Linked DNA regions of Homo sapiens: region 2 is linked to region 1. Evidence: read pairs that join two places in POLR2A ChIA-PET (ENCODE). Cell type or tissue: PC-3. All regions are shown on one strand.

Region 1 (5,000 bases):
TAAGAGCTGTCTCCTCAAACCCATTTGCCCCCTCTTCACCGTAGTGAGCTGTCACCATGGGTGCGCAGCTGCTCCAGGCACAGACAGGGAGCCCCATGCAGTGGATGACAGAGCTGTCCCACCTGCCAGGGTCCTTGAATGGTCTCGTGGCACAGATCCTGCTGTGGGCAGTTACTGGAGAGGCATAAACTTCCATTTGAGGAATCTGTTTGATTGGGCACTTTAGTCAAACACCAACTAATATAATTACCTCAGCTAATCCCTAAAAAACACAGGGGAACTAAGATGTAAGTACCACCTACCTCATTGAGTTACTGTAAGGATGAGAAACTGCATGCAGAGTCCTCATATACACATTTTCACTACTCCTATTTGAAAACATTTGTACTATTATTAGCCCCATTTTACAGATAAGAAAGTGGTAAATAAAATGCTCAAGACCGTATAGTTAATGTGTGGTAGCGCCAGAGTGGGAACTTAGACATCCAGCCTTAAAACTGATCTTTTAACCTCTGTGCTATTCTGCTTCCAGAAGGATGAAATGAGATCATACATAAAGAGCTTGGCCCAGCTGAGGAGCCGTCACCTAACCGTGCTCAGGAGTGCATCATGGTTGAGAGTGTGGGCTGTGGAGGTGATGGGCATCCAATGGCATCCAATTCTGCCCTGCTAGTATTAGATTTGTGCTTAGGCAGAAACCTTGGTTTTCTCATCTGTGAAAAGAGGGTGATACTACCAACCTTATAAGGCTGTAGTGAAGATTAAAGGAAGTAACATGTACCAACGGCTTATGACCGAGCCAGGCACAAGGCAGCGTTCAATGATGCAAGCAGAGGAAGAAGGGAACAGCTGGGGCTTCCTGCCCGTTTCCTCTGTCCTAACAGCTCCTTTTTGCAGACACTGGGAATCAAAACCAAAACGCATGCAACCTTCCACCTTGAAGAACAGCACCACATCATCTCTTTGCTAAGCCTGATTCCCGTTTTCTGGATAGGAAACTGACACACAAAGTATCTCCAGAATCATATCAGAGGTAAGTAGCAGGCCAGGATCGAGACGCAGCTCCAAATCTCCGGCCATAACGCTGCATGGCCCCTCACCCGGCTACCTCCCCTCTCAAAACACTCTGAGTCAGATAGAGGAGCTCTGTCCATGAGTGAACGAACGAATGAATAATTTAAATTTTTTAAATCAATTTGACAAATGAAAAGAGGGTGTACGGAGGTTAAACGTGGTTCCACCATGCGTTGGCTATGAGTCCTTGACCCCGCCAGCTTGTTTCCCAATCACTAAAATAAGGATTTGAACACCTCCTTTGCAGGGTCCCGGTGAACATCAAATGAAGAACTATGTGTAAGCGCCAGGTACAGTGTACCTGGCACGTATTAGGTTTTAATAAACGGCAACCAACTCTGACTAACGGTTGTCCCTGGGGAACACCTGCCAGGCACAGAGGGAGGCCCTACGGAGGCGCAGGGCAGAACTGGGCAGCAGCCGTCTAGGGAAGTGGCGGCGGATTAGAGAAACGGGCGGCCAGGCACAGGCACCCCCTACGAGTGAGATCTGGCCCCTCGAGCCAGATCTCCAGCCAGATGCCTCCAGCATCTGCTGCCGCGGAGAGCACGCACCAGGTCCCTCCTGCCCGGCAACAGGCGCACTCCGAGCGAGCCCAGCGCCTCTGCTCACCATGCCAGGTCCCGCTGCCAGAGGCCTAGAGGAGAAGCCCAGCTAGGGGCCGGCGTCTGGACGCCCGTGTCCCGACTGCGCGGGGTGAGGAGGAAGTGGAGATGTTTTCGGATCGCGAGCGCCGCGCGAGAACCCCGCCGCAACGGAAAGAAACAGACCCCTCGGCGCCGCCTCCCGCGTGGCGCCGCGGGGCCCCTCCCCCATACCTGCCGAAGTGCCCCACGTGGTCATAAATCCCCTCGAAGTGGCGGGACCCCATGGTGCGGCCGTGCACTGGGCGCCGAGTTAGCCGAGCTCCGGGGACTGCGGGTAGCGCGCCCCGCCCCGAACCTCCCCGCCCGGCCTCCTGCTCTCCCCGCGCGTCCCAGTGCTCGGGACCAGCGCGAGGCTGTATTCTGTTCCTCCCTCCGTCGCTTGGCCCCTCGGTCCCCCCAAGTATCTTCGGCTTTTTTCCTGCCGCCTCGGCCTCCTTCCCGGCGCGCTGTGGTCCCGGCGCCCGCGGTCGCATGGTGCCCTCGCCCCCAGCGCCGCCGCTCTCCCACCCGCCCCGCCGCCCACCCTGGCTCTTGGCACCATGTCTGCGGGGTCGCCACGCTCGAGGGAAGCCCCGACGCCTGGGAAAAGTTGTCGCTGAGAGAGAGCCCAGGGTGGGAATGCAAGGGCTAGGCTCGGTCCGGGGGCCGCAAGAATATATAGCCTTCAGCATGACGCCCCTCAGAAACATGGCTCTCAAACTTTAATGCCTAAGAATCTACTGCAGAACTTGGTTTAAAAGGTACATTTAAGGCCGGGCGCACTTGCTCACGCCTGTAATCCCAGCACTTTGGGAGGCCGAGGCGGGCGGATCACCTGAGGTCGGGAGTTCAAGACTAGCCTGACCAACATGGAGAAACCCCGTCTCCACTAAAAATACAAAATTAGCCGGGCGTGGTGGCACATGCCTGTAATCCCAGCTACTCGGGAGGCTGAGGCAGAAGAATCGCTTGAACCCTGGAGACGGAGGTTGCGGTGAGCCAAGATCGTGCCATTGCACTCCAGCCTGAGGAACAAGAGTGAAACTCCGTCTCAAAAAAATAAAAGTACAATTAGGCCGGCGTGGTGGCTCAGGCCTATAATCCCAGTGCTTTGGGAGGCCGAGGCAGGAGGATTGCTGGAGCCAAGGAGTTTGAGACCAGCCTGGGCAACGTATAGCGACACCTCGTCTATACAAAAATAAAAAATAAATAAATGTACATTTATTTTGAGACTCCATCCCTGATGATTCAGGATGCCTGGGGAACAGGAATCTGATTTTTTTTTTTTTTTTTTTTTTTTTTTTTTTTTTTTTTTTTGAGACGGAGTCTCGCTCTGTCGCCCAGGCTGGAGTGCAGTGGTGCAATCTCGGCTCACTGCAAGCTCCACCTCCCGGGTTCAAACCATTCTCCTGCCTCAGCCTCCCAAGTAGCGGGGAGGTGCCCGCCACCACGTCCGGCTAATATTTTGTATTTTTAGTAGAGACGGGGTTTCACCGTGTTAGCCAGGATGATTTCGATTTCCTGACGTCGTGATCCGACCGCCTTGGCCTCCCGAAATCTGATTTTTAATAAGCAGACCATGGCATTCCAAGCCACACTTTGGAGTGGGCAGGGGTTTGGCCCATAGCCAACCCAGGCAGGGGGTGACCTTCCTTCTGGAAGGTATCAAGTGAATGAACTTTAGGGAAGAAAGGTCAATTGCTGGTCCACAGCGCTGAAGCAGAAAAGCCAGTTTCCGACTATATCCACAGTGAGAGTTGCCTTCTCTAGTCAGCCTGGCAGTCACTGGCCCCACTGTTGGCGTGCTATTCCACTCTATAAGGCCACTAAACCTTGAGTTCCTAGAGAACAGGGATGCATTCTCTTCGTCACTTTGGTAGCCTCAGTTCCATAGCAAATGCCCTCTCTCTGAACTTCTCCACCTCATCCTTAAAATCTGAGCACACCTATCGCTTTCTCAGAGAAGTCCAACAGTTTGAGGGCCAGGGCAGAGCTCTACCAGAGCAGAGCATCAAGAGTGGGTCTGATGGCTCCGAGAAGCGGCAGGATCTTGCAAGGCTGTGTTGAACATTTTACTTTGACCAAAGGACAAGGAGAACTCCCTGTAGACAGTCTTAAAGCAGAAGAGTAACAGGCGCAAACTTGTACTTGAATAATATTTGAAAGAGAGGAGAGTCCATTTCCCAAAGTGCTTCCCTCCCCTACTTGTCACAGAGCCTACAATAACACCATTAAAAATTGACTTATTTTTGTTATGCACAATCCTATCTAGACATTCTCTTCTGAAACATAAATACTCTTGGAAGGACTAATCCCTTAAGTAATAAACAACTTGGAGAGGGTTTTTAAATTAGATAGTTTCCTGCTAACTAAAGAGACTTAAGAAAGCCTAAGTTCTTCAGGTGAGGAATGCTAGAGGGATACAAGGTGGGGGGAAGATGAGAGGGTAGTGAGGAGTAGTTATGTCAAGGGCTGAGCCTAGGAGGAAAGGTGGGGGCCATGGCAGCCAGTCAAGACGCCATATTGCTTCAAAGCACCAAAGGGAGAGTTACCTGGAAAAGATATGGAGAAATTGAACTTTGATATGAACACTATTCTTATTACACCAGATAGAAATGTCACAATATGGATAAAATGGACAAATTACTGAAAAATACAATCTAACAACACTCAAGAAGAAATAGATAACCAAAATAGGCCTACATCTATTAAAGAAATTGAATATGCAATTAAAAACCTTCTGATATAGTTTGGATGTTTGTCCTCTCCAAATCTCGTGTTGAAATGTAGTCCCTAATGTTGGAGGTGGGGCCTGGTGGGAGGGGTTTGGATCATGGATCCTTCATGAATGTCTTGGTGCCATCCTCCCCAGTAATGAGTGAATTCTCAGTTATGAGTTCACACAATATCTGGTTGTTTGAAAGAGTCTGGAACTTCCTCCTCCTTCTCTCTTGTTCCTTCTCTCACCATGTGATTCAGGGACCGCTTCATCTTCTGCCATGACTGGAAGCTTCCTGAGGCCCTCAACAGAAGCAGATGCTGGCACTATGCTTCATGTACAGCCTACAGAACCATGAGCCAAATAAATCTCCTTTCTTTATAAATTATCCAGTCTCAGGTATTCCTTTATAGCAATGCAAATAGACTAACACATGTTTCCACAAAGAAAACCCCAGGGTTGGCCACGTGCAGTGGCTCACACCTGTAGTCCTAACACTTTAGGAGGCTGAGGCAGGAGGATCGCCTGAGTCAAGGAGTTTGAGACCAGCCTGGGCAACATGGTGAAACCTCATCTCTATA
Region 2 (5,000 bases), 700 kb after region 1:
TGGCTAATTTTTGTATTTTAGTAGAGGCGGAGTTTCACCATGTTGGCCAGGCTGGTCTGGAACTCCTGACCTCAGGTGATCAGCCCACCTCGGCCTCCCAAAGTGCTAGGATTACAGATGTGAGCCACCGCACCCAGCCTAGATTGTTTCTTAAACCATAGATGTCTGAACTTTTTTGAATGAAATTAAATGATTAGAGATTAGTAAAATTTTTGTATAAGATAGTAGACTAACAAATTCTTACTAGTCTGGGTGTGGTGACTCATGCCTGTAATGCCAGCAATTTGGGAGGCCAGGGTGGGCCGATCACTTAAGCCCAGGAGTTTGAGACCAGCCTGGGCAACATGGCGAAACCTTGTCTCTACAAAAGATACAAAAATTAGCTGGTGTGGTGGCACACACCTGTAGTCCCAGCTACTCAGGAGGCTTAGGTGGGAGGATGGCTTGAGCCTAGAAGGCAGAGGTTGCAGTGAGCAAACATTGCGTCACCGCACTCCAGCCTGGGTGACACAGCGAGACCCTGTCTCATTAAAAAAAGAAAATTTAACCTGTCTCAAGCTCTCCATACTGTAAGGCTCTGCATGTCTTGATTGGATTGTGCTAATATATTTGGCCAATCAGCTCCTTCCTACTGTCTACTTTTGAATCCCTGTCACCACCATCTAAGTCAAGATGACAGTGTTTACACAGTCTCTTCATTGTGTTTTAAGATTATAGTCTTCTTTCTGGTGAGGGAAGAAAGAAAATAGAAATATGGCTTACTGATTGGGCCATGGCTTACGCCTGCAATCCCAGCATTTTAGAGGCCAAGGTGGGAGGATTGCTGGAAGCCAGGAGTTCAAGACCAGCTTGAGTAGCAAAGTGAGACCCTGTCTGTACAAAAGAAACACACACAAAAGAAATATGACTGACTAAAATACATATAATTTTCATAATACTTTAAAATGTAAGAAGGCAAAAAATTTCTGGGCTCAAGGTGGGTGATCGCTTGAACCTAGGAGTTCAAGACCAGCCTGGGCAACCTGGCAAAACCTTGTTTCTACAAAAAGTACAAAAATTAGCCAGGCATGGTGGTGCACACCTGTGGTTCTAGCTACTTGGAAGATTGAGGTGGGAAATTTGCTTGAGCCTGGGCTGTCGAGATCACAGTGAGCTGAGATTGCACCACTGCACTCCAGCCTGGGCAGCGGAGTGAGACCTTTTCTCAAAAAAAAAAAAAAAAAAAGGCAAAAAATTAAATTATTAGTATGGTAAAGTTTCGTTTGGACTTAATATGAAACTCATTTCTAGAAATGATGATCATTTGCATAGGGCTTAACTTCCTTTGCTAAGAAAATAGAGTAGTATACTAGGAGACTTCCAGAGCTGCATAGAGCTTCAGGGTCATCTACCAAGACAGACAATTTGTTGTCATCATCAGTGTTAAACTCTAAATTATTAAGTGCTTATGTGCCAGATACTGAAGTTTATATACACTTTCTCTAATCTTTAATAATTCTAGAAAGGTATGTGTTTGATCCATTTTCAAGATAAGAAAACTCATTCAGAGGGGAAGTAACCTGACCAAGAATACGTTGTAGTTGTAGAGCTGGGAATATGACTCATGTCTGTTTTTTCCATAGCCCATTTTCACTTAGGTTCCATTAGTTTATTATATATTTTAGAAGGACTTACAGACTTGATTTCCTCAGCGAAGTCAGATTACTCATTTCTTTGGCACAGAATTATGATTATTTGTATTTAATATTTCTTTCCTGTTGGTTTTCATTTTTGAGTTTTTATGGAATCTGACTTCTGATTCTCAATTTTTTTATTGTGAAATATAACATACCTTCAGAAAAAAAGATTAAACATATCTATGGTTTTATAAATGATTATAAAATAAATACCCAGTAACTATTATCCAGGTCAGCAAATATTCTACTAGTGTATGAGTCAATTTCCATGGCAAAAGAACTAAGCTTAGGCACTATACTCAAAAAAACTAAAAATAAAATTTTTCTAAATGTGTATTATATCAATGGAATAAATACAAATATAACTTACCATGTCATAATTCCCCCCACGCTTTCCCTTCTTTTACAGCATGGGTAGGTTCTCTCTCCATGGGGATGATTTTCTTTTGCTGCCCAATAGTCAGCGTCTTCACAGACCTATTTGGTTGTCGGAAAACAGCTGTCGTGGGTGCTGCTGTTGGATTTGTTGGGCTCATGTCCAGTTCTTTTGTAAGGTAAGGACTTGGTTTTTTCATGTTGCTTTTTAAAAACTGTTAGATACCTTAAAGTTTTACTTTCAGAAACTATGCTATTTACAAGCAAAGATCCTCCTTTTCATTTTTTAAAACTTTAAGCAATATGACTTATAAAACAAACTGTTATCCATAGCAGCAAATCAGAGCTTGAGAATTTGAATGCTTTTTTTTCTTGTAATGCCTAAGACTTAGACATCAATCAGGATATATGTGTTTCTTGGTGCATGGAAAAATGTTTCTCCTTATCTTTTTCTTCTATTCACATAAAAATCCTAATGGCACTCAAGTTATAACAATGATTTATCTAAAACAGCAGCCTTAGTTTAGGGTCAGTTCAGTCTGAGGCCCACGGGTTACAATAAGTGGTGTTTTAAAGTAGCTGTTCATAGGCTTGATATGAAATATTTTTGTTAATGAGACCAAAACTTTGCCATTTATTCCAACCCAGGTAGAGAATTCCTGTCTGTTCTTTAAAAAAAGAACATGCTAAAATTTTAAAATATCATGGCAAAATGAAGTGGTCCAATGTACCTTAAAATAAAACTTAATGTCAATGTACTTCTCCTGTATCTATTAGAATAAGGATCCCCAACCCCTGTGCCACAGACTGGTACGGGTCCATGGCCTGTTAGGAATTGGGCTGCACAGCAGGAGGTGAGCTGTGGGTGAGTAAGCAAAGCTTCCTCTATATTTATAGCTGCTCCCCATTACTTGCATTACCACCTGAGCTCCACCTCCTGTCAGATCAGTGGCAGCATTAGATTCTTCTAGGAGTGCAAACCCTATTGTGAACTGTACATATGAGGGATCTAGGTTGCACTCCCCTTATGAGAATCTAAATGCCTGATGATCTGTCACTTTCTCCCGTCACACCCAGATGTGACTGTCTAGTTTCAGGAAAACAAGCCCAGGATTCCCACTGATTCTACATTATGATGAGTTGTATAATTATTTCATTATATATTACAATGTAATAATAATAGAAATAAAGTGCACAATAAATGTAATGCACTTGAATCATCCCTAACCGCCCTCCCCCGGCACCATCCATGGAAAAATTCTTCCTGAAACTGGTCTCTGGTGCCAAAAAGATTGGGGATTCCTGTATTAGAAGAAAAGACACAGTGCACTGAAGAGGGACTCACTGTAAGGAACGGATGGGCACATAACTGCATGGAACATCTCTCCCTGCAGCTCTAGTTCTCCTTGTAAGTCCCTTGCGTTGGTAGAATAATCCTCAGTTAGACAAACACTGATTTAATATGTAGCTCTGGCTAACAGGAGGTGATTAAGAAGAAAACCTCTTAAGATGATTTCCATCCTTTGTCTCTACTTTAGTGGTTTATCTTCATTTCCTGCCTCTTTCCTGTCCCTAGCTGTCTTTATGCTGCTTTAGTTGAAAAGCGTTAATGTGGTCATTAAGGAAAAATAAGTCAAATTTACATTTGACTTTTTATTTTTAAATATTTAATCAACAGAATCCTTGGTTTTACTCATTGCCGCCCCCCACCCCCCAACACACATCCCTTCCTCAACTCTAAAGTGAGCCTCATTCTTTCATATTTTCTTCCATCTAATTTAGAAATTCTATTTGGATTTTTAAAAATTATATTTATTTCTTTGTAGAAAATAGATATTTTCATCTTTAAAGTACCTTTATGGGTTTTTTCTTCTAAAATTGTTTTTTAAAGAAAAAAGTTTTATTTGGAATAAGATTCTTGTAGGTAATTCCATGAGATGATTTATTTTAGCAGCAACATAATATTTACATTATTATTAATGTAATTAATGTTATTAATACCTCATCAGATAGCTTCTTTGATCTGGAAGCTTCCAGGTACCTATTGTCAGTACTTGTGGCTCTACCACTTGCCGAATGTATTACAACTCTAGTTGTGGTAGAGAGGGGACTGAGAGGTAGACAACTTATGTAATCTACTACCTAGTTTGTTAACAAAACACACATACAAAGCAATGTTTTTCAAATTTTTCTGACCACTGAGCAATAAAAATTATGACATATATTTTGATGTGACCCAGTTCTGTCTCTCTTTCTCTACCCTCTAAGTGAAACAAAATTTATTGAAACCAAAATTCCCTTACTACATGTAATATTCTCATATATTCTATTAAATTTCGTTATTTAGCTTGCTGATCAAAGGCTACTGAAACTTGAGAGCAAGATACAGGAGCAAGGGGAAATGTGGTATAGATTCTGAGTGTCAAGTGGCAGGTCCATTTTTTCCTCTAGCTCCAGTTCTGCCTTCTGAGGAAAACCTTCTCCAACAACTTAGGTCAATCACACCCATGTCCCTTCTCTGAATCCTTTTTGCACATATGATTGGTATCCGACAGCCTTACTCATTTACATTGCACTTATTTGGCTGCCAAACGTCACAAACTGGAACCATGTGTTACTGAAGGGAAAACCTGGAAGTGAAAAGGGTTCAGCAGTAGTGCAAATACCATCATAAAGCTCATATACTTCACTCTGCAGGAGGGAGAAGCTCTGTGGTTTTCCAACTGAGAGCATTACAGTACAGTGATACCACTGTACAGGAACTGATGTTCCTGATGATTCTGCTGTGAACAGTATTTTTAATATACACTTTGAAGAAGGCAGAGAGAAATGTATAATAGACTTAAATTTTTTTCTTTAAAATTGTTAAATAAAAACAAATAAGCACTTTAAGTAAGTTACAATTATCTGGAAAACTACTTAGGTGGAAAAACTGATACAGAATGAATG

The links. Peaks named below come from ENCODE experiments on the same cell type or tissue, not always from the same donor. Only the 100,000 strongest peaks of a DNase experiment are listed, where the experiment ranks them.
Region 2: POLR2A ChIA-PET joins it to region 1 with 14 read pairs; 2 of 35 experiments call an interaction of 5 or more read pairs at or near these places.

The regions. Positions count from the first base shown.
Region 1 is chr6:110,474,630-110,479,629 of GRCh38, forward strand. SLC22A16 (solute carrier family 22 member 16) reads right to left here and starts at 1,984. Exons shown (of 8, transcript NM_033125.4): 1 at 1,893-1,984. The coding sequence starts at 1,945. LOC105377938 (a long non-coding RNA gene) reads left to right here and starts at 888. Exons shown (of 2, transcript XR_942860.3): 1 at 888-1,033; 2 at 4,680-4,807. In PC-3, no CTCF peak of the experiment used is centred here; no DNase peak of the experiment used is centred here.
Region 2 is chr6:111,170,610-111,175,609 of GRCh38, forward strand. SLC16A10 (solute carrier family 16 member 10) reads left to right here. Exons shown (of 6, transcript NM_018593.5): 2 at 2,086-2,230. Among named protein-coding and RNA genes, the nearest start is that of SNORD166, 59 kb to the left of the region's middle. In PC-3, no CTCF peak of the experiment used is centred here; no DNase peak of the experiment used is centred here.